Regions from separate parts of the Homo sapiens genome. Here all the other regions are linked to region 2. A link is a contact called in ENCODE Hi-C or POLR2A ChIA-PET data. All regions are on one chromosome and are shown on one strand. The core of a region is the stretch at or near the end of the contact, and the rest is flanking DNA. Distances in the headings are between cores, read along the strand shown.

Region 1 (3,033 bases), core at 68-2,567, 260 kb before region 2:
ATTGGGGAGTGGTTGATGGGTTAGAAACTGCTGGCTCTGGGCTCCAGCCACTCTCTCCTAGGCAGCCTTCATTCAGGGTGTACATTACAAAATTACTCAAAGCATTGGTGTATTCCGACTACAGCATCAATTCTGGACAACCGAGTAAAATCCTTGTGGGGCATGGAACTGCGTGCCCAGGACCATCTCATTCCCGACTGTAGCGGGAACTCCACAATGACCTGGAGCATGGGAGATGGTGCAGATGCTGGAGTTCAGCTCCAGCCCTCCCCTTGCCAAGCTGGGTGACCCCGGTCGGCAAGTCCCCTTCGCTCTCGGGGTCTCAGGGGCTCAAGAGAGGAGGTGCGGGGTATAAAGGGATTGGTTAAGACCCTCTCGATTCTGCTCGGTTCTCAAGCACAACAAACAGCGTGTATTTTACCGCCGCGCGGCGCAGCGCGGGACAGTACGCTCCTCCGCCTGCGCGGCGCCCGCCCGGCCGGTTACCTGCGCTTCGTCGTCGTCGCCCTCCGCGCTCGCAGCCCCGAAGTGTACGACCGTTTCCGGGGGCTGAGCCCCGCCGGCCCATTTAATCGGCGGGGGCGGGGGCGGGCGCCTGGGCTGAGCGGACCCGCCTCAGGCGAGGCGTGCGGGGCGGGGCCTCGGCCACCACCCCTCGTGCGGGCGGGGCGGGGCGAGGGCAGGTGCGCGCGCATCCCAGGCCAGCCCCTGCCTCTCGGGCACCTGCGCTGGAGGCCGGCCCGCCGGCTGCCTGCCATACCCGCTGCCGCTGCTCTGCATCCCCAATTCCGGCGGGCACGGGTGCAGCTCCGCGTAGTGCTCCCGCATCCCCATCGCCGGCCCGGCCCCGCCCCTACTGTCCGGTTTCCCCGCCTGCCCCGGCGGCCTCGCGCGCTCGCGGAGGGCTCCACTTCCGCCGGCAGCGTGGCCACGCCTCCTCTGGGCTGTCCCTCGGCTCCTGGGCGGGGCCTTCTGCCGCGCCACTCCCCCGGGAACCCTCGCCTGTTCGCGGGTCAAGCCGGCCCTATTGGGCAGTCTCTTCTTGATTCCTCCCCCGGAGAGGGCGGGGCGGCCGAGCGCCCCGAGGCTAGACGCCGCCGTCCGAGAGACGAGGGGGCGTGTAGGCGGTGACGCCCTGCAAAGTGGCCGGCGTGCTTATCATTACCGAGCTTCCGCGGGCCTGCAGAGCCTGGCGGACTCAGACTTCTCTCCGGAGCGGGATGCGGCCCTACCGCGGCCTCACACTTCTCGCCGGCTTCCCGAGTTCTCGGGGGCGGGGCTTGTGTTTTTACTTCCGGATCCCACAGCTATGACACCGGAAGCCGGAAGCGTGGTAGGGAAGGGCGACCGCGAAACTGGGACTTTCTCGGAGCGCCGGGGCCCTACCAGCGTTCACAGTCCGCCGCTCCCACCCTTCTCACGTCTGACGGACTCTGCTGACAGGTGTGGTCCTTTTCCCCAAAGACAGGGTTCCATCCGTGGGCGTTCCGCCGCCTCCGAAACTTCCCCCGGACGTTCAGGCTCCCCCCTCTTTTTTGGGCCCCAGCCCGTTCCTGCTCCGCGCTTCTGGAGCACTGGCCAAGGCGGGCCGATTCAGGACCCAGGTTACTTGGGCGGCGAGCTGGACTGTTTCTACTCCTCCCTCCTCCTCCACTGCGGGGTCTGACCCTACTCCTTGTGTGAGGACTCCTCTAGTTCAGAGACATATTCTGTTCACCAAACTTGACTGCGCTCTATCGAGGTCGTTAAATTCTTCGGAAATGCCTCACATATAGTTTGGCAGCTAGGTATCTGATTTCATATGCCTGTTTGCTCGTTTTGCAAGACAACATCTGCCTATCGTCATACTGTTTCTGTGATCTGAGAATGAATGGGCTCTCCTGGCACATTAGAGGAATAGCACGGAGGTCACTATAGCTGGAGCAGAGTGAGGGAGGGGAGCACAGTTGGAGAGGAAGGGATGGGGAACCCGATGGTACAGGGCCTTGTAGGCCGTTGTAGGGAGATTGGCTTTTACGCAGAAGGCAACGGGGATCCATGGTAGGGTTCTCAGTAGAGGAGGAATGTGATCGGAATTACGTCTTACACTGATCGTTCTAGCAGTGGTGGGGAGAACAGACCATAGTGGGCAAGGGTAAAAGAAGGGTGGCGTGGTAAGAGGTAATTGCAGTAATCCAGCTCAGAGACAGTGCTTTGAGCATTTTATTATTGGAAATTTCAAAAATGTACGAAAGTAGAAAAATGAGTATAGTAAATCTTTTTGGTTTGTTTGTTTTTGAGAGATGGAGTCTCGCTCTGTCGCCCAGGCTGGAGTGCAGTGGCATGATCTCAGCTCACTCTAACCTCCTCCTCCTGGGTTCAAGCGATTCTCCTGCCTCAGCTTCCCAGGTAGCTGGGACTGCAGGCGTGCGCCACTACGCCCAGCTAATTTTTGTATTTTTAGTAGAGACGGGGTTTCACTATATGTTGGCCAGTCTGGTCTTGAACTCCTGACCTCAGGTGATCTGCCTGCCTCAGACTCCCAAAGTGCTGGGATTACAGGTGTGAGCCACTGCGCTCGGCCAGTATAGTAAATCTTACATTCACAGCTACCAACTTCAACAATTGAAGGTATCAACTTCTGACTAATTTTGTTTATATCCCTCGCAATCCTCTCCCATTATTATTTTATTTCTTTTTCTTTCTTTCTTTCTTTTTTTTTTTTTTTTGAGACAGAATCTCGCTCTGTCACCAGGCTGGAGTGCAGTGGTGTGATCTCCACCCACTGCAACTTCCGCCTCCTGGATTCAAGCGATTCTTCTGCCTCAGCCGCTGGGACTACAGTTGTGCACCACCACGCCCAGCTAATTTTTGTATTTTTAGTAGAGATGGGGTTTCATCATGTTGGCCAGGATGGTCTTGATCTCTTGACCTTGTCATCCGCCCGCCTCGGCCTCCCAAAGTGCTGGGATTACAGGCATGAGCCACCGCGCCCGGCCTCTTTTTTTGAGACCCAGTCTCACTCTGTCGCCCAGAATGGAGTGCAGTGGCACG
Region 2 (2,910 bases), core at 44-2,543:
AGCTCTACTGCTTGCCTTATGTTGCAGGGACCTTCAGTTTTTTCATCTGTGAAATCGGAGGGTTACTGTAAATCCCAAATGTCCATCTCTTCAGTCATTTATTAATTTAGCAAACATTTCTGAGGACCCACTTATTGGGCACTTAAAGAAGTGAGTATGACACGGCCCTGCCCTAGAAGACCTTGCAGTCTAGGAAGGAGGTTCATGCTGTGACTTCTGAGCTTCTGCCTGGCTCTCTGGTTCTCTCTGGACATTTTCCCCTTGGGACCTGGCCAGCATGCTGTGAGGAAGACCAAGCCACAGGGAGAGGCTGCTGGTTGATTTTCTGGCTCATGGCTCATGGCTCCAAATGAGTAAGTGAGCCGTGTCCCCACCTGACAGACCCTGAGTGACGACCACCTTGCTGGGCCCAATCAAAACGAAATATGAGAGACAAGAAAATGCTCAGTGTTGTAAACCAGCGAGTTTGGGAGAGATTTGCCAGTAACAGATAAGCACAACCTACCCTTAGGGCATCTTTGAGGACGGAGGTTAATAGCTATTTACCAGCCATCCATCCCTGGAATCTGGATTCCTTGTTCCACCCGCAAATATACACTGGCCACCCTCTTTGCACCATAGCACAAGGGGACCTGCCTAAATGAAGAGGAACAGTGAGTGAGCTCTTTAGAACCAGAAGCTGGCTTTTACAATCATTTCTGCTGACCCAAACACAAGCACTTCAACAACAACCAGGCAGACCTACTCCTTGATGTGTTCCTTAAAGACTTTCTGTTACTCTGACTTCCGTCCACGAGGAAGTTTTCCTTGCCCTTAATAAGCGCACTGTCCAGGCCGCTGCCTCTCCTGATTTCCAACTGGAAGGACTGCTGGGGGCAAGGATCCACTGCACCAGCAGCCCGGTACGAACCCGGCCGCGCGCTGGCCTTGTCCTCACCCCGCCGGCTATCGCGGTCTCCGACCTATGGCCAGGACCCGCAAGGACAGGCCCCCCGGGGACAGGGACCGGGACAGGGAAAGTCCCGAGATGAATGGCCGAGCCCCGGCCCAGCGCCCTTGGGACTAGCGGGGCCCGCTCACCTCTGGCCGACTACGCTTCTGCAGCAAATGCTCCAGGTAGAGGTCGGAGAGCGCCGTGTGCATGCTGCCCCCACTCTCGCCCTCGCTCGCCTTGAGGGTCATCTCGCAGAAGCTGGAACACTGGAACGCAAGACAGGGCAGCGCTGGGAATGACAGGGCCCGGGGCCTGCGGGGCTGCGGAGAAGGCGGGAGACGCGGTGCGGCTGGGCCAGTCACCGCCCCGCAGGCGGTGCGCCGGGAGGGCGCGGACGGAGCTCCGCCTACGGCCCGCCCACTCCTGCCCTCGCTCCGCCCATGGAAGTCTCCCACGCCCCGGACTCCGCGGCTCCCTGCGCTCCGAGAAGCGGCCCTTAAAGGGCCTGAGGAAGTCGTAGCTGTAGGTGGCCGCGTGAGATGAATGCCAGAAAGATAAGAAAGGGGAGGGGGCCCCCAGCTTCTGGGTGGTTGAGCACACGGCCCACGCCCCGTTGGGCCTGAGCCGCCCGGGTGCCCTGGCCAAATTCGTGGGGATTGCAGGGAGGCAACAAGGGAAATCAGAATCGGCCGGCTTAGTGGAGTTCAAAAGATGTAGGTGAACTCTAGACTCTTCCCATAAATTGATGCGGGCGCAGCATTACCCTTTGAGATCTGGACATTGCGAAAATGCCTTTAAGGCTGCTGTGCTGCTGCACCCTGTCATTTAATTGTTGTGTGCTGTTTGATGATGAAACATCTTATTGCCTTCAAAACCAAACTGTTTTTACTTAGGGCAGATCTCCTGCTGTAAATGCCACAAAATTTTTCCGGCTCAGCGAAAGCAAAGGCAGCAAACATTCCTTAGTAACCCTAGAGGAGGATTCCTTAGCATCCTAACGCATTGGAGACATTCAAACACCAGTCACAGCGATGGAAGGCTTTCTGAACAAAACAAACATTTAATGGGCTTGTACGGCTCTTGGTCCCCTACCCCAAGCTAGTAGCCTCACAGTATTAGAAGCAGTTCATCACTACATGTAATCTTATTCTGACCTTCCTCAAAGCTTCCTGGGAAGGAGGAGCTCATAGCCAAGAGGAGAAAATCCAAGGGCAACAGTTTAGAGCTGCATTGCCCAGTTTTCTCTACCAAGAGGCCGAACTCATGTGAATGACGGTTCCCTTCCTCAAGATCACTCTAAACGAACGGGGGGGGAGGGGGGGGTGGGGTGGGGGGGGAGAGATTGAAATTAAGACTGTGATATTGAGGCATGGATAGATTAATTGAGCAATGGCATAGAATAGAGAACCCCGAAACGCAACCATGCAAGTATAGAAATGTGGTATATGATAGAAGTGGCATGTTAGGTAAGTAAACAGGGACATTTTATTAACTGACGCTGGAAAATGGTTATTTATATTGGAAAAGATGAAATTGGAATCCTCATTCATGTGATATGGAAAATAATAATAATCTATTCCAGATGGATTAAGGAATTAAATGTCAAAAACATACCCTTAAAGCTCTTGACAGGAAACATAGGCAAGGAACTTTTAGACTTTGGGATACAGATTTCTAAACAATGTAGACAAACCATTGACCATAGAATGGAATAGTGGTAACTTTGACTTTAAGAATTTTAATTTATGAAGACACCATAAAGAGCAAAAAACACAGCTGTGCATTGGGAGAAAATATTTTCAATACAGATAAGTGGCAAGGAATTCCAATTGCGAATATATAAAGGACTACAAATTATTAAGAAAAACACAATCCAGTAAAGAAGTGGGCAAAACACATGAATAGGCATTTCACCAACAGAGAGACGCATATGGCCAATAAACATACATATAAAGAGATGTTCGACATCATTAGTG
Region 3 (2,700 bases), core at 200-2,699, 410 kb after region 2:
CCTGGCCCGAAGTGTCAAATACTATATCTCTTAGAGGGATTTATTCCAAATTAAAATTAGTGATAATTTGGAGAAATATTTCCTAAAGTTTGAAGTAAGTCCTTGATTGGTTCTAACAATGATTAATATAGATAGGGATCAGTGAAGTTGAACAAAATTTGCATGTGTATCTGATATCTCAATGTTTTTCTGTAGAAACGTTACCTACTTTTCAAAAACAAAATTTTTTTTTGGAAGGCACTGAGGTGGGGGAGAGTGGTGAAGAATAGAATTCCCATATACTTTTCTCTCCAGGAACAGAGACATTATCTTACAAAACTGCTGACCAGAAAAGGTCAGAGTCATGGTTAGCTAACATGTCTTCATCCTCCCAAGCCAAATCGCATAGAAGCCACTGGAGAACTAGTTTGGAATTCCGGCTTCACTACTATGTAGTTGTAGGATTTTGGAGGAGCTGTACAGGTTCACTGAGCTTTAGTTTCCTCATTCACAATATGACGATACCAATTTCTTCCTCATATTATATCTAAAGACATATCTATGTCTATATGCTTGATCGTACATTATGTGCGGAGATAAACCGGTAACAGTGATTGCCTCTGAGAAGAGAGACTTACTTTCCATTGCGTAATTCTTAGGCTCATGGTAGAATTTGTGCAAGTGGATGAAGCACTGCCTCACTGGGAAACACTCCAGTGAAATAAAGCACAGAAAAGAGCCCGAAGAATAATTACTTGGTTCTGTATGACACATGTGCTTTTAAAGGGTTGTAGTGTAGGATGACATTGGGTAAGTCCATGGGCCTAGAAGCCTAGGTGGAGTTCTTAGGATTTTGTATGTAGACTATGAAGTTTTGGAAACGTTTGAGCTGGAGAGAAGACATTCTGATCAAAGGTGGCTTTCAGGAAAGGCTGGTGCGACAGGCAGGGTATTTATTAGAATGAGGCCAGTGACCACTCTGAAACAGACACAAAGTAAGTTCCCTTCAAGGGGCAGGAAGCTCCCTGGGATGGTGAGACCAGAAAGGCACAGAGGCTGAACCCTCGTGATGGCGCTAGGTCCCAGGTTCGCTAGCATCCGAGAGAGGGGATTGGGTCGCTCCAGAGGCCATTGCGAAGGCTGCTGCCAGTTCTAGGGTCGGGGTGGGGTCAGGCTAGGTCCCTATTCCTAGGGCTTTAGCACCGCTCACTCACAAGACCCCTTTTCCCAGGAGGACGTATGGGTTTTTCCTGTCGCTCCAGCTTCTCTTTCGCGGCCCTTCCACGCTTGTCACTTACCTGAGCGCAGCCAATCAGCACCTAGAGGTTGGGCTACTTTCGGCCAAAGGAGAACGGGGACTTGTGGGGGACGCTCCCTGCGCACCAATGAATGTGCATGGAGATGGAGAGGCGGGCCTGCAAGTGCGAACAAGCCAATCACGGAATCCCGGCGGCCGGCGGCCCGGGAGGCAGTCGCGCGCTCGCATCCCCAAGATGGCGGCCGTTAAGGACAGTTGTGGCAAAGGAGAAATGGCCACAGGGAATGGGCGGCGGCTCCACCTGGGGATTCCTGAGGCCGTGTTTGTGGTAAGAGGCACGCTGTTCCCTGGCATCTTGGCTTGAGGCCTTGGACTGCCCCTTTCTTCCCGGCTCCCACCCAGGCCTCGACTGTTGGAAGGAGCTGAGCCAAGTGTTCAGGGAGGGGGCGCTCGGTCTGCTCTCACCCCTCGCACCTGGACAGATTGAGCTCTGCTGGGGGCCCGCCCGGAAGAAACGTAGCTCGAGAAGGCCGTAGAAGAGAACGGGGTGCGGGGCCGGGACGAGGGGCGAGGGGCGAGGGGCGGCGGGTGGCAGGGCAGGGCGGCCTGAGGGACCTCCGGGCTGCCGCCGGTTTTCGTCCCCCTGCTGGTTGGAAAAGGGGAGGTGGTGAGGAGCTCTCGACTCAGCATGGATGCTGGAGACACAGTACAATGAATAGGCAGAACAGCCAGTGCTAAGATGTGAAAACCGGGAATATCACTTTGTCTGTTGAAGGAATGCAGTGGTCTCGGGAATGTTGCCTCGGGAAATGGAAGAAGAGACCGATGGGAAAATAGGATGATAGGTTGGGAGTGTAAAGTCCTTCTGTGTCTTGCTAAGGAATTGAGGTTTTCCAGTAGGCAACGGGCTGTCATCAGAAGGCCTTTCGTTTTAACTACATCATTCTAACAACTTAGTGGAGAATGAATTGTTGAGAGAGGAGGCTGAACCCTCCTGATGGCGCTAGGTCCCAGGTTCGCTAGTGTCCTAGAGGGGATCGGGTTGCTCCACAGGCCGTTCTGGAGGGCGCTGCCTGTGCTGGGTGGCTTTTTAAAAATTTTATTTTATTTATTTAATTTAGAAATAGTAGTTGAAAACTATTTGACTAATGAGAGAAAACATCTGACTGGCCCTCCAGGCCAGGTCATCTGTCTGTCCCCACTTAGCTACTATAAAATCTTCATGGAAGTTTCTCAATCTTTTGGTTTGTACCTTACCTTACCTCTGCCTTTTTTTTACTAACTACGTCTTATATCCTTCTAAAGACTCATTTATTTATACCACACTTGATATTGTATATTCGCATTTGCTGATTGAATTTCGTAATTGGTTATTATTTTGTGTTTTTATGAGCTGTGTCATTTATTTCTCTACATTGATCTATTATCTAACCATAACAAGGAATAAAATTTGTTGAGTGCCA

What was found. A loop is a pair of places that touch in the nucleus more often than their neighbours do. ChIA-PET counts read pairs that join two places held with the same protein, here RNA polymerase II (POLR2A). Pooled maps may share reads with other maps.
Region 1: a pooled map shows a loop between it and region 2 (8-fold over the local background). The contact joins the promoter of IKBKG here to the promoter of MPP1 in region 2. A Hi-C loop is called at or near these places in 6 of 50 pooled maps. POLR2A ChIA-PET finds 5 or more read pairs at or near these places in 3 of 52 experiments (HepG2, Panc1 and activated naive CD4-positive, alpha-beta T cell).
Region 3: a pooled map shows a loop between it and region 2 (5-fold over the local background). The contact joins the promoter of VBP1 here to the promoter of MPP1 in region 2. A Hi-C loop is called at or near these places in 6 of 50 pooled maps. POLR2A ChIA-PET finds 5 or more read pairs at or near these places in 2 of 52 experiments (HepG2 and OCI-LY7).

The regions. Positions count from the first base shown.
Region 1 is chrX:154,546,303-154,549,335 of GRCh38, forward strand. IKBKG (inhibitor of nuclear factor kappa B kinase regulatory subunit gamma) reads left to right here and starts at 1,318. Exons shown (of 10, transcript NM_001099857.5): 1 at 1,318-1,443. It overlaps G6PD (glucose-6-phosphate dehydrogenase), which reads right to left and starts at 544. Exons shown (of 13, transcript NM_001360016.2): 1 at 487-544. RefSeq lists enhancers at 1-123, 1,426-1,705 and a silencer at 426-985.
Region 2 is chrX:154,804,192-154,807,101 of GRCh38, forward strand. It overlaps MPP1 (MAGUK p55 scaffold protein 1), which reads right to left and starts at 1,294. Exons shown (of 12, transcript NM_002436.4): 1 at 1,081-1,294. The coding sequence starts at 1,182. RefSeq lists a silencer at 1,259-1,418.
Region 3 is chrX:155,215,011-155,217,710 of GRCh38, forward strand. VBP1 (VHL binding protein 1) reads left to right here and starts at 1,450. Exons shown (of 6, transcript NM_003372.7): 1 at 1,450-1,565. The coding sequence starts at 1,473. RefSeq lists enhancers at 1,103-1,891, 1,202-1,496, 1,494-1,573 and a silencer at 1,744-1,833.